Regions from separate parts of the Homo sapiens genome. Here all the other regions are linked to region 1. A link is a loop called in an ENCODE intact Hi-C map of the cell type or tissue named here. Cell type or tissue: OCI-LY7. All regions are shown on one strand. Region 1 has its middle 410 kb from the start of CDC14C. Region 2 has its middle 7.4 kb from the start of VWC2. Region 3 has its middle 76 kb from the start of CDC14C.

Evidence for each region. Peaks named below come from ENCODE experiments on the same cell type or tissue, not always from the same donor. Only the 100,000 strongest peaks of a DNase experiment are listed, where the experiment ranks them.
Region 2: it touches region 1 in a loop (7-fold over the local background); 2 of 110 quality-filtered maps call a loop at or near these places.
Region 3: it touches region 1 in a loop (3-fold over the local background); 5 of 110 quality-filtered maps call a loop at or near these places.

The regions. Positions count from the first base shown.
Region 1 is chr7:49,328,947-49,336,946 of GRCh38, forward strand. No RefSeq gene overlaps it. Among named protein-coding and RNA genes, the nearest start is that of CDC14C, 410 kb to the left of the region's middle. In OCI-LY7, no CTCF peak of the experiment used is centred here; DNase peaks (open chromatin) are centred at 3,865, 4,435, 4,745 and 5,345; H3K4me3 peaks cover 3,015 bases; H3K27ac peaks cover 4,825 bases.
Region 2 is chr7:49,762,261-49,770,260 of GRCh38, forward strand. No RefSeq gene overlaps it. Among named protein-coding and RNA genes, the nearest start is that of VWC2, 7.4 kb to the right of the region's middle. RefSeq lists an enhancer at 4,747-4,996. In OCI-LY7, no CTCF peak of the experiment used is centred here; DNase peaks (open chromatin) are centred at 1,741, 4,891, 5,661, 6,081 and 1 weaker place; H3K4me3 peaks cover 2,742 bases; H3K27ac peaks cover 5,783 bases.
Region 3 is chr7:48,996,807-49,004,806 of GRCh38, forward strand. No RefSeq gene overlaps it. Among named protein-coding and RNA genes, the nearest start is that of CDC14C, 76 kb to the left of the region's middle. In OCI-LY7, CTCF peaks have their summits at 2,215 (motif pointing left), 4,868 (motif pointing right) and 5,068; a DNase peak (open chromatin) is centred at 4,945; H3K4me3 peaks cover 286 bases.

The DNA.
Region 1 (8,000 bases):
ATGTTAAACCGTAAAACAATTAGAAAAGTATACGATGAGAGGCTGGGCACGTTGGCTCATGCCTGTAATCCCAGCACTTTGGGAGGCTGAGGCAGGCGGATCACTAGAGGTCAGGAGTTCGTGACCAGTCTGGCCAACATGGTGAAACCCCGTCTCTACTAAAAACACAAAAATTAGCCAGGCGTGGTGACACACGCCCGTAATCCCGGCTACTCGGGAGGCTGAGACAGGAGAATCCCTTGAACCTAGGAGGAAGAGTTTGCAGTGAGCTGAGATCATACCACTGCACTCCAGCCTGGGCAACAGAGAAAGACTTCCTCTCAAAAAAAGAAAAGAAAAGTATAGGATAAGATATTTGAAATCTAGGGACAGCACAATGTTGTTCTTGATTTCAGGAAGAATGTGTCCATTTTATCCCTAACTCAATTTTATATTATTGGTAACTGCTTTGTAATATTCTGTATTGTTGAGAAAATTTCTCTTTATTCCTAGTTTGCTGAGAGTTTTATCACACATGGATATTAGATTCTGCAAAATGCCTTTTTCTACATCCATTGATATAATCAGATTTTCTTCTCAGCCTGTTGAGATGCAGTGGATTATATTAATTGATTTTCCAGTGTTGAACCAGCCTTATGTACTTAGAAAAATACCTCAGTTGATCATGAGTATCATGCATTTTATACATAGTTGGATTCAATTGCTAATATTTTGTTGAATAATTTTGCATTTACGTTCATGAGAAATCTTAGTCTGATTTTCTTATAATATCTTTATCCACTTTTAGTATTAGAGTAATGAAGGCCTCAAAAACCAGTTAAGGTCTACTTTTTTGCTTCTGTTTTCTGGAATTAATTTTGGAGAATTTTTCTTTGACATAGGGTCGCATTCTGTCACCTAAGCTGGAGTGCAGTGGCATGATCATGGCTTACTGCAGCCTCAACCTCCCAGGCTCAGGTGATCCTCCCATCTCAGCCTCCTGAGTAGCTAGGACTACAGGTGCTTGCCACCACGCCAGGCTAATTTTCTTTTCTTTTCTTTTTTTTTTTTTTTTTTTTTGTAGATACGAGTTTTTACCATGTTTCCCAGGCTCATTTTAAACTTCTGGGCTCAAGTGATCTGCCTCCCTCAGCCTCCCAAAGTTCTAGGATTATAGGCATGAGCCACCACACCTGGCTGTCTTGGGCTTTTCTTTGTTAAAAGGTTTTTATTACTACCCCAATCTTTTTATTTGTAATTGGTCTATTCAGGCTTTTTATTTCTTCTTAGAAGTGGTAAATTGTATGTTCCTAGGAATTTATTTATTTCTTCCAGGTTATCAATTTTGTTGGCACAAAATTGTTGATAATTTTATCTGTTATCCTTTTCTATGTGAAGCATCTTTGTAATGTCTTCTCTTTCATTTCTGATTTTATTTGAATCTTCTTTTTCCTTAGCTACTGTAGCTAAGGATTTGAGAATTTTGTTTATTTTTTTGTCAATAAATCATGTCTTAGTTTTGTTGATTTTTCAATAGTTAATTCTCTATTTGATTTATTTCTCCTCTAATATTTATTATTTCCTTCCTTCTGCTAACTTTGAGCTGAGTTTTTTCTTTATTTTCCAGTTTCTTGAGCTGTAAAGTGAGATTTTTTCATTCGAAATCTCTCTTGTTGCTTAATGTAGGCAATTATTGCTATAAAGTTTCCTTTTATTCATGCATTTGCTGTATCCCATAAATTTTAGTAGGTTGTGGTCTTGTTTTTACTCATCTTGAGATATTTCAAAAATTCACTTTTGATTTTCTCTTTGACTGGTGTTTGTTCAAGAATGTGTTAATCAGTTTCCACATATTTGTATTTGTTTTCTCATGGTTATTGAATTTTAATTTCATTCCATTGTGTTTGAAAAAGGTACTTAGTATGATGTTGATTTTCTTAAATTTGTTCACTTATTTTTTGACCTAACGTGATCTATTCTGGAGAATGTTTCATGTGCACTTGAGAAGAAAGTATACTCAGTTGCTGTTGGATGAAATGTTTTACAGATGTCTGTTAAGGCCATTTGGTCCTTAGTGTTGTTCAAGTCCATCCTTTCTGCATTAATTTTCTATCTGGATGTTCCATTTATTACTGAAACTGGAGTATTCAAGTCTTCTGCTATTACTCTATTGCTGTAAATTTCTTCTTTCATATCTGTCAATGTTTGCTTTGCATATTTACGTGTTCTGAAGTTGGGCATATATATATATGCCCACACACACACATATATATACACACACACACATATATATATAGCGTTTATATACATATATATATATGTTGTATCTTCCTGTTGAGTTGACCCATATTTTATTATGTGATGATCTTCTTTGTCTCTGAGAGTGTAAATTAGTTCCACCATTGTGGAAGACAGTGTGGTGATTCCTCAAGGATCTAGAACCGGAAATTCCATTTAACCCAGCAATCTCATTACTGGGTATATACCCAAAGAACTATAAACCATTCTACTATAAAGACACATGCACACATATTTAATAGTGTTTATTGCAGCACCATTACAATAGCAAAGACTTGGAACCAACCCAAATGCCCATCGATGATAGACTGGATAAAGAAAATGTGGCACATATACACCATGGAATACTATGCCACCATAGTGGCATAAAAAAGAATGAGTTCATGTCCTTTGCAAGGACATAGATGAAGCTGGAAACCACCATCTTCAGCAAGCTAACACAGGAACAGAAAACCAAACACCTCATGTTCTCACTCGTAAGTGCGAGTTGAACAATGAGAACACGTGGAACCAGGGAGGGGAACATCACACATGGGGGCCTGTCGGGGGGTGAGGGGAAAGGGGAGGGAGAGAATTAGGACAAATACCTAATGCATGCAAGGTTTAAAATGTAAATGATGGGTTGCTAGGTACAGCAAACCACCATGGCACATGTATAACTATGTAACAAACCTGCACGCTCTGCACATGTATCTCAGAACTTAAAGTAAAAGTTTAAAAAGGGAGTAGTTTACTTAAAGTCTACTTTTTCTGATGCAAGTGTAACCCTTCCTGCTTTATTTTGGTTGTCATGTGCATGAAATATGTTTTACCATACCTTCACTTTTAGATTGTGTGTGTCCTTGAATGAATAGTGTTTTTCTTTTAAACGGCATATAGTTGGATCTTGATTTTTAAAAATCCATTTAGCTTCTCTGTTGTTTTTATTCAGGACTTAGTGCAATTGCATTTAAGTAATTATTGCTTAGAAATAATTTACTGTTGTCATTTTGTTAATGGCTTTCTGTTTGTCTTGTTCTTTTGCCTCTTTTTTCTCATGCTGCCTCCTTTGTCTTTCATGTTTTTATTAATTGGTCTCACTCCTTATTCTTTTTTCTCTTGGATAACTTCATATGGTTTTTCTTTCTGGTTACTAAAGGGACTTACATAAAATATGTTACAGTTATAATTGTCTTTTTTTTAGAGGATAATGTCTACCTACCTTCCCGTGTATCTATCTTCCCGTGCCAGCATCCTCTTTATACCTTTTCTCCCCCCCACAGTGTAAGTTATTGATATCACAATTTATAACTAGCTATATGAGTACCCATTAACATAATTTTTAATAATTGTTTTTAGTACATTTATCTTCTGACTTTTATATTAGGATTACCATTTACTAACCACTGTTACAGTAATATCTTTTTTGTCTGTATAATTACCTTTGCCAATTACTTTCATACTTTCTTATTTATTTATTTGATACATATTTTCCTGTTTCTTAATTTTTTTGGATTCTTTGTGTTGGTTTATGTATGTTAGGTAAGACAACTGCCTCTCTTAGTCTTACCAGTCTGGACTCATGTCAGAGATGGATCTCAGCAGTCAACCCAGCAGGAAATTGCAGGTGCCACTCCAAATTTTGTGAATTGTCTAAGCCACTGTCTTTATTATTAGGGATTCCTAGGAAATTAGGATGTGTCAAGTCTCATTGGTGCCCCCAAGACATATGGGATAAAAGTCTTTTCTTAAAGGTGCAGCTGGAACAGGGGGTGATAGATCAATGCTCTACTTTTTTCTATCAGGAAGATGATGAGAGCTTTAGTTCATCTACCATTTGTTCTGCACTTCACCTTCTAGAGCTCAATTATGAGAGTATGTTTAACGTTTTATGATAGATGATAAAAATATTTTATAGTACATTCTTTAATCTGATAATTCCAGCATCAGAGTCACTGTTATGTTTATTGTCTCTTCCCTTGAAAACTAGTCACATTCTCTAGTTCTTTTGATATTGAGTCATTTTAGAATGCATTCTGGATATTGGCAAATGATATAGACAGCATTGATGTATTCATTTAGCAAGGAATAAGCTGGGTTAAAATTAGACTGTAGTTTTGTCTTGCCTTCTGCAGGTGCTGGTATGAGTTTCAGTTCAGTTCTCTAAACATTCGTTATACTTGTTTAGGTCTAACAAGTGCACGCATGCATCAGCTGTTACACTGAAACTTAGGTAGATAGTTAAAATCTCAGTTCTGTGCTCTAAGCCTTTGATATGCTGCTTGGAGTCTGTTCCAAAAAATTATTTCTCTAATGTGAAGTGCTTCCTTTTCCTCTTTTTGTTCTAGTGATAAAAGTGAATTTAGTTTTAGAATTTTAGCCACGTGTGCTATCCTGATGCTCTGCAAACAGGGTCTATCCTCAAGGAAAAGACACAAGACAAGAAAACCTATGCAGGTGGCTTTCTCAGGTTTAAACTCACATCTGTAATCTGCCTGCATTTGTGTACTTTTCAGTGTCCTCAGGGAGTTGTTTGTTATATTCTATTTAGGGGTTTTAGTTAAGGTCGGTGGGCAGTGTGGCCCCAGTAGAACCAAAAATGTTCATTGCTTTTTACTGTTATTACTATTTATTTGGTGAGATTTTCTATATATTTATTCATTGTGAACATATTTCATTTTTTTCATGAGAACAGTTATATCAACCACTGTAAAATCCTTGTCAACTAACTCCAATAGCTGTTTTGTCTTGAGGTCACACTTGTTTGATTTTCTTTCCCTCTGAGAATGTATTCCATTTTCTTTGGTTTCCTGTGTTAGATAATTTTGAATTGTATTCCAGCTGTCATGAATGCTAACTTGTAAAGATTTTAAAATCTGGTTTTATTCAATGGTGGCTTTTTTTTCCTTTTGTGTAAACAGTCAATTAACGTGGTCTAGTTTTTATGGCAATTCTATTTATTGGGTAGCAACTTGAGTCTCAGTTCTGAATTTTTGTCCATAAGAAACTTTTAGTCTTTTTCTTATACCCACGGTTCAGTGATCAATCAGATTTGTGGGTAGAATAAATCTGTGGAGTCCTTCTTGGCCCTTTCTCTTCTGAGTTCCCCTCACTATTTGATTCCCTGGTGTGAGTTTGCTGGTCTCCCAGCTGCAAAGACTATGGGGTTTTCTTTAATGATTTATCCTGCCTCTATCTCTACACATCATGCCCATGTTTTAGGCCTAAAAATTCAAAATGAGAAACATATACTATGCAAGTTGACTTCCCTCTCTTACAGGGTTCTCCCAAGCAGATTCTGTTTAGTCCTATTTGCACTGCATTTTCTACAAGTACTTGCTATTATATTGTGTCTAGAATTCTAATTGTTTTCTAGGGGTGAAAAAAACCTTGAGTGGGGGTTGTAATCCGTTGTTATTAGCCAAACCTGATTTAAAAAAAAAAATGCAAGAGTTAATTCCCAATAGCAAAGATATGGAATCAACCTATGAACCCATCAATTGATGAATTGATATAGAAAATGTGGTACATATACATAATGGAATACTATTTGGTCATGAAAAGAATAAAATCATGTCATTTGCAGCAACATAGATGGAACTGGTGGCCATAAGTTTTAGTGAAATAAGCCAGACACATGTTATCATTCATATGTGGGAGCTAAATAGTTGATCTTATAGACACAGAGAACAAAATGATAGATATCAGAATCTGGGAAGCATGACGGGGGTGTGGATGAAGACAGATTGATTATCAGTACAAACATACAGTTAGATAGAAGAAATAAGACCCAATATTTGATAGTGAACTCAGATGACTATACTTAGCAAAAATATTGTGTCTATTTCAAAATAACTAGAAGAGAGGACTTTAAATAATACCAAAACAAAAAATGATAAGCACTCAAGGTGATGGATAACACCAAAAAATATTTTTGAGGGGCTAAAAATGAAATATCTAAAATACATAAGTAAAAATTGTGAGATATTATCAGAGAAAGTGTTCTAGACATCTTGTATTGTTTAGGAGAATGAAAAAGATACTGAGTTTTTCGTGAACATGAGAGTTAAATATTATGGTAAATACAAAAGTAATAGAAGTAGAGTGGGCTTACCTGTTTGACAAATTCTTCTTTTATGAGATTATTACTGAGTCTATAAAAGTAATCCAGCTATAAAACAACAACAACAAAAAAAAAAAACAAGTGTTGTGATGCTGATAAAATAAACAAATGAGGAGTTATTTAGGAAAGCATGTTGAAAATTTGAATGCTCAAAAAAATCATTTGGTCTATTCTTAATATATTGTTTTTGTTATTTAGTTGTATTTTTATTAAATTCTGATCAGTGAACACAATCTACATGATCACTGCTCATGTAATTTATGCGTATTTCTTTTTTGACCCAAAGATAATTTTTATAACTATCCTATGTAAGTTTAAAAAGAAACTGTATATTCGTAAATGCCATGTTCTCTTTCAGCATCTATTACTTGCCTATGTATCTATATATCTATCATACTTGCTAAATGTATAAATTACATACTCTGTATCCCATATTTTTGTTAATATACATGCATTTCAAATGCCTGAAACACGTTTTATTGGAGTTTAATACTACAAATGTGGATGTACCTTTCTCTATTGCATTTTGCTTTTGAATCTATGTTGTGTTAATAAAAGTTTATGGTTTCATGTCTTTTTGGTGGGTTTTTAAAATTGTTCCCATATAATGTTTTTCTCCTTAATATTTACTTTTATCTGATAATAATATGACCAACTATTTTTTCTTTATTGCTACGTATGTTTCTCTATTTTTCTTTTTTCTTTTTCTTTCTTTTTTTTTTTTTACAGTGGCATGATATTGGCTAACTGCAATCTCTATCTCCCAGGTTCAAGCAATTCTCATGCCTTAGCCTCCCAAGTAGCTGGGATAACATATGTGCACCACCACGCCCAGCTATTTTTTTCTATTTTTAGTAGAGACAGGGTTTCACTGTGTTGGCCAGGCTGGTCCCAAACTCCTGGCCTCAAGTGATCTGTTGGCATCAGCTTCCCAAAGTGTTGGCATTACAGGCGTGACCACCAGGCCTGGCCTCTATTTCTTTATTTTGATCTTTTTTTGTTATATTCTTTTAGAAAACTGTTTATAAATATATGTTATTATAAACTTATCTGATCCATTTTTAAAATTTTCAATTTATATGCAAAAAGTTTTAAATGTGTCCCAACCTAGAAGTGTATATTACAACATATAAGCCATCACCAACAGTCAAAATTATCTCAATTTAACCATATTTCTTTCATCTATCACCTTCACTGTGGTTGCTGAAGACTTTTATAGATAATTCATGAACTTATGCCATTTCAACACTACGTAATTCAGTGTACACATCTTAAAATTATAATTTTTATATAATTACAATGTCATAATTATATCTCTTGTATGTTTTTTCTATGCGAATGACCTATTGGAGTCGTGACCTGTTTGATTAGTTATCTTGTAACATATACTAAATTATCAATTGTTCAGTTTTTTTTCCCCTCTTAGTGTAATTTAACTTGTACCTATACCGTGCCTCCCATCCACCCATATTTTCTGAAAATGAAATTTATCCCTAGAAACTTGATATTTGGTGCTACCTATTTTCAGCAAAGCTATTTCACACATGGTGTTTTGTACTTCAGCAGGTGGCACATAATGTCTGTGGCTGTCTCTCTCTTAGTGATCAGTGATTCAGATAGC
Region 2 (8,000 bases), 430 kb after region 1:
ATTATGCTGATACTGCTTTTGGTACAATTTTAATAGTCACAGATTCAATAAGACACAGCAGAGAGTCTTCATAAATAACAGCTACAGTTATGTTAAGTAGAGGCCAGTGACTTTATGGGAAGCCATGCTAATGAAGCATTGAAATAATCTAAATACAGAAAAATGTTGGAGAATCCTGGCCCCGCTAGGCAGGAATCCTCTGACAATGCTGAGCTCAGAACTCAAGAGTAATTAGAAACATTGGCCTCCCAAGCTGAGCAGGCATGGAGCTTCGGGAATACTCTCTGCTCTGTCCTGGTAAGCTAATGTAGCTCGTTTCCATTTCATTGGTTTTGTAGTTTATATTATATCTGTTCTGTAAGTTTATTTTTATAGTTGTCTAAAAGCTATAAGCCTAACAGTTTGTAGTGTTTTATGTTTGCATATATATTTAAGTAAAATTACAATAAAAAGAATTGAAGTCAACATTGGGGGTCTGTGAGAATATTTTCTACTTTAAAGAGATCAATACATTATTCAAGGCTGGAAAATGCTGAGTATTTCCAAATGGTGTTATAATTGGAAAAGATCCAGAAATCTTGATTGGACGCTGGGGCTGCCAGAAAAAAAATGGAGCAGAGCTGGCAATAGTGGCTCTTTGCACAATTCAGAACCAGTTCTGCATCTGAGCGCATAGAGGCAGATTTGCTGGGATGGCATGAAAGGAATTCTTGTGCAGAAAAAGCGGTGGCTTAATTTCTAAGACAGCACTTTTGAGAATACTGAAAATAGGACTAAACACCATTTATAGTCTAATTATTATGGTAGAATTTTGATATCTGCAGATATGTTGTCAGGCCACCATTTGAATTGTGATATAGCCGATTCAATTAATGAACCATTTTATTTGTCAGGGCTTCTGAAATTCCAAGTGACAGAAGACTTCAATTCAAATAAGCTTGGGGGAAAAAAAAAGATGTGAATTGGCTCTGGTGATTACAAAGAGAACCAGTTAGAAACTTCTTTGAGCCTGCAAGGACCTCACACCTCACATCACATTATCGGGAGTTGATTTGTCTTCTTTTCTTGCTTCAGTTTTCTTCTGTGGTGTCTCCCTTTCAGGTAGAACATACCTACAACTTACAGTGACCCTAGCAGGCAAAGCCTTAATTTTTACAAGATTCAAGTCTAGTAGGAAAAATAAAAGGCATATTTTATTTTCATATGGTTCAAGATGGACCCAGCCTTTGCAGTCTCAACGGGATTGATCACAGGAGCATCCTTGAACATCCAGCATGACCAAAGGATGACAATGCTGGCCAGGTGGGGTCCCCTGCTGCAGCCGGCAGCTCCAACTGAGAATCAGGTGTGTTGAGACTGGGGCAGGAGTTGGTTCTCTAGAGGAAAACAGGTCAGTGTGTGTTATCAGAAGAAAGAGAATGGATATCGGGTGGCAAACATTTATATATCTGTTGTCAAATAGATATCAATATCTGTCTTTCAGTGCACAATCTCCAACAAAATAGGTATTAGCATAAAAAAAATCTATGCTGAATTAACAGCAACAATATCTTTGAGGCACATGGCAGAAATATGATTTAAATACAAGTATAGAAGGTGGCTTTGAAACTATTTGAAAAATTTTACTCAAAGGATACTGGTGAACTTCTGGTTTCTGGTCCAGCACATAAGGAGCGAAGAAGTCTTTGCAACACTCTTACAAGTCAAAAGCTGAGTGAACTGAAAAAGCAACAAACAGCTCTTCTTAGATCTGTCAGGGAAGTGAGATCACAGGCCAAACCACTGCCTCTAAATTAGACAGACAAGTGAATAACAATTTACCAGAGCAGTAATCCATGGAGGAGCAATCCCCATGGAACCAGTGCCAGGGTAGAAACATCTGAACTGTAACTGACGAAGTGCCGGGGGTTCATTGTGGACAAGTCTGGAGGTAAAAACTCTGGCTAGACCCAGTCACCAGGCACGGGGGGAAAAGGGCACACTTTTGTGAGTTTTGCCTCCTAGAGATCAAACAGGATCCTGCTTCCAGCAAGGGGAGGGGAAAAGGAACTATTTTGAATACACCAGAGCATTCTCTTCTTAACAGGAAGAAGAAGGCCTGCCTTCAGAAGAAACTAGTTAACCAGAGCCTAGCCTGCCAGGGTTTTCTTGGAGTCTAACTACCTTGAGTGAGGGGAATATCCAACTCTAGCCCACTCCAGCCATCCTGTGCCACCTAAAGGGGGATAAAAAATTGAGAAGTACTTGATGAAGTTTACAGTCCAGAAGCACAGGCTTGCCACATACTGAGACCTACTCACAGGACTATACCTTGTTTCCCCTCCCCACACCTTACCACCACAGCACTAAAGCCCAATTGACACAGTTCCTTTCATGCATTAAATCATGCCCTGCTATCAAGAAAAAATTACAAGGCACACTGAAAGGCAAACAAAACAAAACAAAACAAAACAAAAACAGTTTGAAGAGACAGAACAGACATCAGAACCAGATATGGAAGGGATGTTGGAATTTCAATACCAGAAATTTAAAACAACTATAATTAATATGCAAAGGGGACTAATGGGTAAAGTAAATACCATGCAAGAACAATTGAACAATGTAAGCAGAGAAATAGAAATTCTAAGAAATTTTGGTTAACCAAAAAGAAACACTAGTGAAGAAAACCACTGTTAGAGAAATGCAGAATGCCTTTGATGAGCTTATTATTATTAAATAGTAGACTGGACATAGCTGAAAAAAGAATCCCTGAGTTTGAGGATATCAGAAGAAACTTCCAAAATTAAAAAGCGAAGAGAAAAATGACTGAAAACAATAGAATGGAATTGAGACAATTATCTGAGACAACTACAAAAGAAACAATATATGTGCAATGGAATTCCCGACGGAGAACAAAGAGAAAAAGGAATGGAAGAAATATGTGAAACAATAATGACTGAGAATTTCCTCAAGTTAATGTCAGATATCAAACCACAGATCCAGGAAACTCAGAGAACCCCAAGCAGGGACTGGTTATTTAATTTGCTGGAAGACAGAATATCAATTATTAGAATAATAGACCAAATTGAATAATGTGATGTAAAGAATGAAGTTAAAGGCCAATGACTAAGTACATAATACCAACTCCAGAGGAATAAAATAGAGAAGATCTCTCCATTCTCAAATTCCATGGATTCCTGAGCATCTCTTCACTGGCCAGTGGTGGAAACCAGGTGCTGAATTCCTCAATAGCCCTCCAAAGGATTGTTTTCTTGAATATCACTAGGGAGTATGGAATAATTAGGATGCATAAGGTATGAGAAAAGTGATATAACAAGAATTCTTGGCCCAGAACCACAGAGAAATTTCAGGCTTATTTATGCCTGGTGCTGAAAGGAAGGAGTTTCTTTCAATAGCTGGAGATAAAACTTAGCTAGCATGTTCCTGAGTGAGGGCGTGAAGTGGTGCCTGGAAAAGCCTGGAAAATGGCAGAGAAGTACGGAGGCCTGTGCTCCCTCAGTGTCCTAGGGCTCAGTGTATTTGCAGAACTGTTTTGCATGATTAAGTACAGTCCTAGTGGGTTGGTGTTGAGGAGGTGGGGAGCTTAGGGAGAGGGGTGAGGGAGTGGAGGGGGTTGGTAACCGGAGATGTAGGAAAAAGCACTTTGTGTCATGTCGTTTTGTGATTCTTTGTTAATTCATCCGGTAAACATTTATTGTGCCCCTGCTGCATGCTATAGATGCTACATGCTCTAGATGCTAGAAATACAGAAGTGAGATAGAGTAGGGGTGGTCACTGTCATTGTCCTTGTCCCGTAAGTCCTAGATATCTATATGTTCTCATGTTTAGATCCCATGAAGAAGTCGTTTGGAACAAGGACTTACCTCCTTGTGACAATGAGACCAGGATTCTTCTGAAGCACACACCCACTGTCTCAGCCCAAGTATGAGGCCCAGTGTCAGAGCTTCAAGCAGCGTCAGGGAGAAGTCAGGTTCCTGACCATCTGTTTACAGAGGGAATCCCTTGTACCTCCCATCCTCAGGTTCTGCCATTATCCCATATAGCTAGTGATACTTGGGAAAGAATTGAGGTGCCCCAGAGAATTTCAAAGTCCCCTTGGCACACCAGGGAATATTCTAGAGCTCAACAAGCTTGGGACCAAGGAGATAAGCCATCCTGGGAGACCCACTTTCCTGACTCTCCACCAAAGATGCATGTGCCCCTGTGATATTATGAAATACATATTTGGTCTTCAACTCTGCTTCCTAGCATATATCTGCTAAAATCTTTAGAGTCCCCAGAGTAATGTCTTTTTGTATTTTAATGAGTCTGTCATGATTTAACCTACATGCCTGCCTAACGAAGCCTCCATAAAAACCCAAAAGGATAGCATTTGAAGAGCTTCAGGATAGCTGAATGTGCAGTGGTTCCTATGAGGGTGGGGACCTGGAGAGGGCATGGAAGTTCCATGCCTTTTCCCCCACACCTTGCCCTATGCATCTCTTCATCTGTATCCTTTGTGATATCCTTTATAATAAACTGGTAAACAAAGTCTTTCCCTGAGTTCTGTGAGCCACTCTAGTAAATTAATCAAACCAAAGAAGGGGGCTTATGGGATCCCCAATTTATAGCCAGTCATTCAGAAGCACAGGTAAAACAACCTGGGCCTTGAGATTGGCATCAGAAGTGGGAGCAGTCTTGGGGACTGATTTCCCAACCTGTGGGATCTGAGGCTATCTCCAGATAGACGGAGTCAGAATTGAACTGAAGGACACCCAGCTGGTGTCTACTGCAAAACTGATTGCTTGCTTTATGGTTGGGGGTAATCCCCAAACATTTGGCCACAGAAGTTTTCTGTGTTGATTGTCATGGTGTGAAAGCAAATTAAAAATAGAGTTTGTTTTTTTTTCTCTTAGCCACTGACTCATTATGAGCCCACCTGGAAACACCCTCCCCTTCCTGCACTGCTTTCTGCTGTGCTCAGCCAAGCAAAGCATCCCCTACATAGACCACAGGGTATAAATAATACTCCATCTCTTGTGGTATCACAGCCAGGTCCAGTGTCTGGCTCCTGGGAAGACCATGGGCCAGAGAAGTCAGGAGAAAACACATCCCAACTCAGAAGGGCTCCAGAGTGGATTTCAGGTTCCCTTTATTGACTCCAAAGAAAAATCCTGTCCAAATAGGGCCACATGGCATGCAGCACTAGCCACAGATTTCCTCCTTTGGAACTCTCCAAAGGTAAGAGGAGGAAACAGCTTTAAAAATGCAACCCGAAGCTTCTTACCTCTGCCTTATGGATCTAGATCCTTTCCCACTATTGCACAGTGCTATGCCATCTGCAATTCCAACCATTCTAAACCAACTGCTTATTGTACTTCTTAGAGTAGTAAACTTTGATAGGCCTTTGTTTCACAACAATTGTTTCTGAAACTTCTTTTTAGTCCACATCTATGGGGTCTGTGATACCAGTACAGTGGATGACTTTATAGTCTACGAAAAATGGATCCCTGGAAACCTCTTTTCAAGGAGTAAGATTTTGCCACTGATTTCAGAAGAATATCTGTGAGTCATCCATTTGATTATCTGAACAGATGCTGCTGACTTTTGGCATCGTAGCAGAAGGCATGAGTCCCCAAGGTGTGCTGTAATCAGGCAGCATGTGCGGCAGGTCAGCCCAGGGAACAGTAATTCTCAACCACAGACATGTATCAAAAGGGGAAGCAGTAATGGAGCTGTTGCCCTGCCGACTGGTAGCTCGTTCCAGGGCAGAACTTTAATTAGTGGCTCCCTTAACAGCCAGGCCTGCTCTGTGTATATCCATAAAAAGCCATCTGAGCACCAAAGTGGCCTCTCCCACTCATTAATGGTCACCTTTCTGCCTGAACCACAACGATCCTGCTGACCCTTGATTTCAGGTGGAAGTGGCTTTTATTCCCTCTAACCCTCAAAGATGGTTTCAAAGCATTTCCTTCACTGGCCCAAGCCCAGAATTCAAGTTAAATGGCTTTGCCAAAGGTGTGAACTAAATGAAGGAAAGTTCTTCTCCTTGGGCTCAGGCAATCTGCAGTCAGCGGGAGGAGTGAGTGCATGAGCAGGAGTGGGGAGCCCTTTGTGTTTTCTGCAGACACTGCTGCAGCTGCTGTGCCTGGAACACACAGTCCCCAGGAGGCCCTCCTTCCCCAGGGCAGCCACACTGTCTCCTCACCTGTAAAGGTGAGGTGTGGCAGCAGTCTGCCAGTTCTCTCCACTGCCACCTGTAAAGCTGGCTCACCTTGGCATCCCAAGCAGTTCTCCCCATAGAGCAAATATGCAAGGTTCCCTTGCTGGATCTGCGTTCCATTAAGGCCTTCTTGGTTTCCTGGTCAGGTCTGCAGTCATCCTAACTTCGTTTATGTTTTATTCCACACAGTCTCTTTTCCACTTTCAAACCATAAGCAGCTGGCACCCTCAGTTGCAGCAGATGACCTTGTCTCATCCTTCTGTGAGCACACCTGAGCTCCTTACCTCTCTTCTATTTCATTTGCAAATGGGTGCCCTGAGGTGCCTCTCCTCCCGGGGCATGGTCCCTTGTGTTTTCCTCCCAGGCAAACCTGCTCCTTGACTCTTCTTCCTCAGGGTCTGGTATAATATCCATCAAGGGATCCTTTCTCAGCCATGCATGTGTTAATGTGTTCTCTCATTCGTGGGCAAACATGAGTCCCTGTTAGAGGGGGTCCTGGCCTGAGGACATGAAGATGGAGTGACATCTCAGGACTGCCCCCGAGGCCCCTACAACCCACTCTGGTCCTTGCATGACCTGTTGCTTCTCTGCTGTGATGAATATAAGGCCTAGTGCATGAGGTCGTGCAGTTCTGGCTGGATAGAGAAGCTGGGGAGAGCCAGTTAATCCAGAATAGTAAGTCATAGAGCCACAGCCCACTTGGAGGAGACAGCAGTGGAGCTGTACTGGGACAGGACACTGGGAGTGCAGTCACAGGTGTCACTGTCAACCAGGCACTTGCCTTATTAGCTGGGTAACCTTAGTCAAGTCTCAACCTCTTTCAGGCATGGTTTCCCATGGGCAAAATGAAAAACAGTAATGGTTGCTAAGACTAGTAGTATTGTAAGAAACTGAATGAGATGGTTGTGAACTTGCCCAATATTGTATAAATAATAAGTGAATTTCTCCTAATTCTGGCTTTCCTTCCTTCCCTCCCTCCCTCTTCCATCCTTCTTCTTTCCCTCCTTCCTTCCTTCTTCCCTTTCTTCAATCCTTCTTCTTCTCATCTTTCTTTTCTTCCTTTTCCCTATCTTCTTTGTTCCTTCCCTCTTTCCCTTCCTCCCTTCCTTTCCTTCTTCCCTCTCTTCTTACTTTCTCTCTTCCTTCCTCTTTTCCTCAATTCTTCTCTTCCTCCTGCCCTCTCTTCATTCCTTCCTTCTTTCCCTTTCCTTTCTTCTCTTCCCTCATTCTTTCTTTCCTTCCTTCCTACATTTTTTCCCTCTCTTTCATCCTTCTTCTTTCCCTCCCCCATTCCCTCTCTACCTCTTTCCATCCCTCACTACCTTCTTCTCTTTCTTTACTTCCTTTCTTCCTCCCTCCCTTCCCTCTTTCCTTCCTTCCTCTCTCCCTTCTTCCCTCCCTTGCTCTTCTTCTCTCCCTCCCTCGCATTTCTTCTCTCCCTCCCTCTGAATTGCCTTCCCTTTCTTTCTCCCCTCCCTCCCTCCCTCCTTCTTTCCTTCCCTCCTTCTATTGCTGCTTCCTTCCCTCCTTTTCCCTTTCCCTCCTCAATTGGTCCTATTGGCTCTAAGAATAGAAGGATGAATAAAGCATAGCCATTGCCCTTAAATAAGCAACCATTTCAGAGGTGAGTACAGATAATGCAGAGCTATGAAAAAGTTGACTGTTATAAGGGACATTAAAAAAACAGTTGACATAAAAAAAGTTGACATTAAAAAAAAGTTTAAGGGACATAAAAAAAGTTGACATAAAAAGTTAACTGTTACAAGAGACATAAACCACTCTCTGGGGAGAAAATAAA
Region 3 (8,000 bases), 330 kb before region 1:
AGTAGAAAAATAATTTGCTGCATGAAACATGTTTACAAAACACGCTAGGTTTTTAACTTCAACAAAAATATGTGTATTAGCTATAATTGCAACTATGAAAATACTGAATGCATGTGCATAAAAATACTTGATTTTTAGGGTGGAAGGATTATAGAAAGCTTTTTTAAAAAAGTTACTTTCTACATGTCAAAGCCTTGTACTTAAAACACGAAATAATGAGAAAATTAAGAGAATATTTACCTTTATGTAAGTCATAAGTGTAAGAAATCTCTGAATTGTGATTTTAGTTGTTTGAAAATAAGCTTTTATAGCTATTAAATATTTCTAAAGTTAAGATCATTTTTGTATAACTTTTGATTTGGTCTGTAAAGTAAAAAGATGAATGAATACAGTTGACAAGAACTTGATCCACATACATATTGGCACATTCTTCAAGGCTCTGTTTCTTGTTTAAAGTTCTCTGGAATAAAACTATTACTGACAGTGATGGATTCCATGTTATTTTTTCATTAAATCCAATACTCATCTGATGTTGATTTTGCCAAATTTCTGTCATTTCTTTATTGCTGAGGATTTTATTGTGAAATGAAAGTTTCCAGGGCATTAATTGCTCCCTTGAAATGCTGCACTCTCATTTGTCTCAAGGTCTTCTTTTCATGGCATTTTTACCTCCTCATAGTTGTTGAAATTAATGACTAATATATTCAGACTTGAACGCATTCCTGCAACCCATAATAGTGTTAATTAGTGTCTCGATTGGACAGGGTATAACAAAAAATATGCATATTGTTTTATATAAAGAATGACATACATGGAATTAGAAAATGCATGACATTTACTCACTTCATAAAACATACAGTAACATGGTATGGAAGGCATTACCATATTTAGGTTAACGAGGATCAGAGGTCATTTTGAAGGTAGCTTAATGCCTAATCTCCAATATTTCCTGACAGTTCATTTGTTTGTAAATATTACTGGTGTCAGAAAGGCCTTTCATCCTTAGCAGTGAAGTGCTAGTAATATACGCTAACAAATAAGACCAAGTCCAGTCTGCTTGGCAGACACTTAGGCAAATTTGATTAGCCTTATGATGGCCTGCTTGACCAGAAATGCCAAGAGTAGCTGTAGTCCAACTCAAAAAGGAACTTGCTAAATCAACCATTCGTTAAAGAGAAATGTTTTCTTCTGCCATGATTATCCTTTATAACCTCCCTGGTTGGAGAAGTAAGCTTGTCCTCAGGGGTTACTTGCATTATTCTAAGAAATTTGCTTCACTGGAGTCCTTATGTCTTCTCTTTCTATGTTTTTGGATCCTGACATTTTCAACTCCACTTCTGAACACTCAGAGTCTTCTTCTTAACTATATCTGTGGATTAGAAAATATACCCATTATTCATCACATACACACCATGATATTATGATAGATGTATTTTAATTTTCATCCATTACTTCTGGCTCTCAGCTCCTGTGAGCCTTGTTACTTCCTAAGTGACTAAAGCAGTAAGAATAACTTTTGTTCAAGTATTTAGCCTTTGTCCTTGGTTCCTGAAGTAGATCTTGAACAATAAAGGTTAGAGGCAGCCTTGTGTTATTTACAACAAGCCCTTTCAAAGAAATTTATGTTAATGAGGTGATTTTTGGAAAGCCTTGGAAACCACTGGATGTCCAGGAGGATCAGCCAAGTGTCCAGAGGGATTAAATTTTCAGGGGAGGGCAGAGAGGCTAAAGGTCAAGTTGATCACTGAAGGCCAATGGTTAATCAATCATGCCTACATAATGAAGCCTCCACAAAAACCCAACAGGACAGGGTCCAGGAAGCTTCTGAACACATGGAGGCTGACAGGAAGCTGCACAAGAGCTCATTCACATGCCAGGAGGGTGGCACTCCCTAGCTGCACAGGGACAGATGTTCCTGCACTTAGAACCTTCCAGATCTCACCCTATGTATCTCTTCATCTAGTTCTTTATTTGTGTCTTCCAAATATCTCTTGTAATACACTGGTAAATGTAAATGCCTGAGTTCTGTGAACTACTCTAGCAAATTAATTGAAGCTGACAAGGGGGTTGTGGGAACCCTGATTTATAACTGGTAAAATAACGTGGGGGCTTTGGATCGGCATCAGAAGTGGAGAAGGAGGGAAGTCTTGCAAACTGAGCCCTCTACCTGTGGGATCTGCTACTATCTCCAGATAGATAATGTCAGAATTGAATTGGAGGATACCTAGCTGGTGTCTGCTGCAGAAATTATTGCCCTCTTGTGGGTGGGGAGAAATCCCTACACATTTGTTCAGAGAACTCTTCTACATAGATGCTTATTATTGTTGTGGTGTGAGAGCAAAGAAAAAAAAGAGTTTGAGCTGTTTTTCCATTCTCAGACATATATATTAGAGGATGGTATAAAGATTTCTATGACCCTAAGTAGATATTCTGAACCATTGTTTTGATCTCTGACCCCTGTTAATGAAGATGTGTTTGGTACAACATATTTTTGATGTTAATCAATCTATTTATGCACACTTTCATTTGTTAGGTTTATATAATCTTGCCTTTTCCAAACTGCATTCACTTGTCTCATTTTCAGTTGTAATGCAATATTTCTGTGGCAATACTATGAAGCTTCCAATGAAGAGTTACGTTGTCCTCCTCCCCGGTCAAACCCTCCTGGGACCCACTTACTGTGTTAGAATCTACTATCAATTTTCCAATCAACAATGATCAGGAAAACACATAAACTAGAGGACATCTTGTTCTACTCAACAATGCTGGAGAGCTAGATATAAACCACGAAAGAGTTCTGAAACAAGGTACGTGGTAGAAGATGGACGTTTGTTCATTTGTTGCCTCTCAAAGAGTGTTGAATAGGGAGCAGCAGACTTAGAGGGTGTGTCTTTATCTAGCTTCCAATCCCCACTCCTGAAGAGTGAATATAAGAAACATTTCTGGAATTATGGTACAGATTCTTGAATCTCCTCTGCAGGTGAGAAGCTTGAAATGTCATCTGAAGAGCAGGCACCAAGGCATTGCCCAGCAGCTGTGCCTGGAAGCTGCTGCCCACTTGTCCCCTACACCTGCAAGGTGGGGGGCACAACATGATCTGAAGCCACACTCAGACATCAGTGGTCACGATATCAGACTGACTCAAATGATGGCCAGGGAACCTCTCTAGTCCCTCATTTGTTTGTAGCTGTCACTGCAGCCTGGTCATCTAGTAAAGACCACAGCAGCCAAATATGCAACTTGTGCTGCTGCTCTGAGTCTCATTTTGTGACAGCCACTTTATTCCCCAAAAAACTCAGAAGCCCCATAATATGAAAGCATCTCTAAAAGAGGTAAAAGAGGAAACCCTTGAGAAGGGGGAAGAAATCCGTGAGAAGCAGGTTTTGAATTGGACAGTGATTGAGATAATGATATTTGAATTTGAGTTAAGAATTACAGAACAAGACAAAGTGTACCAGATTAGACTAAATTAAGTTTTCCACTATTAGTAAAATTGGTGCTCTGGAGCTAGAATAATCTTGCTTTTATAATTTTTTAAAAGTTCCTGGATTTGTGGAATGCAGCACTAGTGAAACTTCATATTCTTTAGATATATGAATATTCACACAAACTTGATGAAGTGGACAGATAAATTATCATTATTATCATTTAGAAATGAATAATTTGAGCTTCAAAGGAACTGGGTTTGCCTTGAAAACCACAGTCTACTCATTTCAAAACCAGCGTTTGTCCTATTCCTCTGATAGACCTTCCAAATATTCACCAAGTACACTATGCTTAATCATGGCAGAGAATACATGTGTCACACTTCTTTAGGATTGGGAAAAGTTTTCATAACAATTACTATTTAATTGCATTTATAATAAACTTTGCAAATCAAATTTTCATTATATAATATCCCAGCCAGAGGCCTTACCCTCAAAAAGAATATAGGTTGATAAGGTAAAGGAGATGTGAGTGTCTTAAGTAACTAAAAGATTTGAAGAAAATTCGGAGTGGTAATAAATTTATAAGGATTTTCTCAGAGGGCACTAAACCCTTTTCAATACAACAGAACACAGAGGTACCACACCAACTCACCCAGCCCCACCCTTTCTCTCAGGAGGAAGCAGGAGGGCGTGAGTGACTGCCAAGAGCAAGACCCCGGACCAGAGCTGCAGGACTGAGGCAGGGGCAAGGTGTCCTGGGCAAAGCAGGACACTGTTATGGAAAAATACAAACCCGACTAAGGTTTTACCTCTAGTGAAATGTTTAACGCAGCTTCTAATGACTTTATGTAGACTATCACGTTGACAATACCCCTTTATTTTTTGGTTCATGATAATTTTGAAAAATAGTAAGAGTAACAGAATTTTTTTTAAGTTTTTGCCTAAAATTGATGAGATTGAAACATTAAAAAATAAATCTTCCAAAACACATTCACGTGAAAAATCACATTTGCTTTAGTATATAATTTCCTCTGTTTATATGGTAAGAAAAAAGGCACTGGAAACTCTAAAAAGTGTGTATAGCATTAGCTTATTATACCTCACAGTTACGAACATTTAGTGAATTCTCACTGTGTACAATTCATGTGGTTAGAAGTCTGCATATTTGCAAAAAATTAAGATAACACGTGTTTTGTTCTCAAAGGATTTGTAAAACAGTGGAGGTGATAGATAATTCAGCAAGGATATCAAACTAAACACAGAGGTAGAAGAAAGATAAAGTGTTTAACACTGAATATGATAATGTAGGCCTGCTTTATTGAAGCAGTATCATTTAGGTCATTTTGGTATGTGTGTCAGTTATCCATGTTTTGCCTTTCAGCTCTAAATCCTTTGCCCTGCTTTGGGACACTTGGAGCTGGACCCTGTGAACAATTCTCCTTTAACAGCTGGCACAATGCTAAACATTGTCAGTAGAGGGTGCTGGAGAGACACTGTCCCAGGAAGATGCTATCTTCCGGGTTTTGGTGTGCTTCCCCCATCCTGCTCCTGTGGTGCCTGACTGACAGCTCCTTGCATTGCACCCAGTGGCAACTGTCCTCACCCAGGTAGAGGCTTCACAGCAAGTTTCACTTTTCAGTGCAAAACAGTAGATGGCTTCCCAGAGTCTTGCTGGTCACTGAATGACTGGTTTTCTGCTTGCCATTTTGGCCTGGGCCACTTCTGTGAAACCCTCTACCATCCAGCTGGTCATAGCCACACTCTCTTCAACCTGACCTGCATGACACCCTGAGAGGGTGGGAACTCTTATCCAGGTTTGTTCCTTCTTTGGGGTTCACTCCAAATTCCTGCCAACTCATTTCTATTTGTGTGAGGAATTCTGATTTATGTCTATTTGCAGCCATCATTACTTTTCTGATATCTATCCTATTCATTTTATTCTGAAAATCCCAAACAATCCCAGGATGTTTTATAGCTAAGAAGCAACCAGCTCAACATCGCTGTTGAGACAGAGGGGTGCCAATTCAAGCCATCCCTCCCAGGATCAGATGGCTTGTCCTAATGACCCATTGACACTATTGGGGTGTTGACTACACATTTTCTCCTGTGTATATCTATTTATTTCTAACTGCACTATTGTATGTAGTACTATAAACTGTGCAAAGATGATGTTTTCAGGGAAACAGGAACACGGAAGAGGATGCAGCAGGAACATTGGAGCCAGTTAACCTGCATTTGAACCCTGGGCCTGAGCTTTGCTGATTATGTTTTTGATCAACTTAATTTTTCTGAAGATTAGTTTTATGAAATATGTAACCACACTCCCTTACTTGCCTTATCTCTGTCTTTCCAAGCTCCTCTAAATGACATAATTTTGTCTCTCCTTTAAAACTATAGTTTGGTATTGCCATTTTTGCCATTACTTTCAACAGCAAAAACTGTAAATACTTTTGTACCAACCTAACAATTATAATCAAATCCCTAAGCTAATTTTGATCAGGCAGAAATGGATGAGTCAATTCTACCTATTGATGATTTGCATCATTCTTTACATAGGTTTCATTGTGTACTTAGGAGAATTCTAAGTACCCATTTACCCTGCTTTAACACTCAGGAGTATTTTAAAAGAATATTTATTTATTATAAACATTAAACCCATATAAAATTAGAGACAAGGGTATAATTGAAGCTCTGTTGACTCACAACCTGCAACTTATAGTTGTTAAAATTTTAGTATATTTCTTTTATCCTTTTGGATTTATTTATTGTTATTGCTACAAATTTTTAAGGTAGATTATATGTATTATAATGTTTCGCTCTTAAATAATTCAACATTCATCTACAAAAAATGAGGACATTTTCTAACACAACCATAATGCCATTATCACAACTGACAAAACTGCAATTAATCTTTACTAATGTCTAATATCCAACCAGTTTTCACATTTTGCGTCAAAATAAATATCTTTATTAGAAATAAGAAGGTATATAGGCCCACCCCAGTGAATTTTTCTGTTAAATTTTTTTTAAACAGGAATATATTCTTTCTGTGCTTTTATATGTACTTTCTCATGATGTAAACTTGAAGAAGGCAGTTTTAGTCAATTTTTCTCATGGGGGCATTTATCATGTTCCTCTATCCTTTTAATTTTAGATACAGTATAAATGAGCTCTAAATGCTTTTTAGGATAAATTTGATTTTTTTTTGCAAGAATATAGTATAGAGAGTGTTGGGAATGTTAGTTAGCCATGAACTTTTTATTACACCAAACATCAGTTAATTTCTTGAAGATTGGCTTTTGAAGGAAGTTCAAGGAAACAGTATATGATGACTTCTAAATTAAAATAAAAATAAAAGTCAGTTATCTCAATCATACTCTTTTTATTACACTTTAAGTTTTAGGGTACATGTGCACAATGTGCAGGTTTGTTACATATGTATACATGTGCCATATTGGTGTGCTGCACCCATTAACTCGTCATTTAACATTAGGTATATCTCCTAATGCTATCCCTCCCCGCTCCCCCCACTCCACAATAGGCCCCGGTGTGTGATGTTCCCCTTCCTGTGTCCATGTGTTCTCATTGTTCAATTCCCACCTATGAGTGAGAACATGCAGTGTTTGGTTTTTTGTCCTTGCGATAGTTTGCTGAGAATGATGGTTTCCAGCTTCATCCATGTCCCCACAAAGGACATGAACTCATCATTTTTTATGGCTGCATAGTATTCCATGGTGTATATATGCCATATTTTCTTAATCCAGTCTATCATTGTTGGACATTTGGGTTGGTTCCAAGTCATTGCTATTGTGAATAGTGCCACAATAAACATACGTATGCATGTGTCTTTATAGCAGCGTGTTTTATAATCCTTTGGGTATATACCCAGTAATGGGATGGCTGGGTCAAATGGTATTTCTAGTTCTAGATCCCTGGGGAATCTCCACACTGACTTCCACAATGGTTGAACTAGTTTACAGTCCCACCAACAGTGTAAAAGTGTTCCTATTTCTCCACATCCTCTCTAGCACCTATTGTTTCCTGACTTTTTAATCAACGCCATTCTAACTGGTGTGAGATGGTATCTCATTGTGGTTTTGATTTGCATTTCTGTGATGGCCAGTGATGATGAGCATTTTTTCATGTGTCTGTTGGCTGCATAAATGTCTCCTTTTGAGAAGTGTCTGTTCATATCCCTCGCCCACTTGTTGATGAGGTTGTTTGTTTTTTTCTTGTAAATTTGTTTGAGTTCCTTGTAGATTCTGGATATTAGCCCTTTGTCAGATGAGTAGATTGCAAAAATTTTCTCCCATTCTGTAGGTTGCCTATTCACTCTGATGGTAGTTTCCTTTGCTGTGCAGAAGATCTTTAGTTTAGTTAGATCCCATTTGTCAATTTTGGCTTTTGTTGCCATTGCTTTTAGTGTTTTAGACATGAAGTCCTTGTGCATGGCTATGTCCTGAATGGTAATGCCTAGGTTTTCTTCTATGGTTTCTACGGTTTTAGGTCTAACATTGAAGTCTTTAATCCATCTTGAATAAATTTTTGTATAAGGTGTAAGGAAAGGATCTA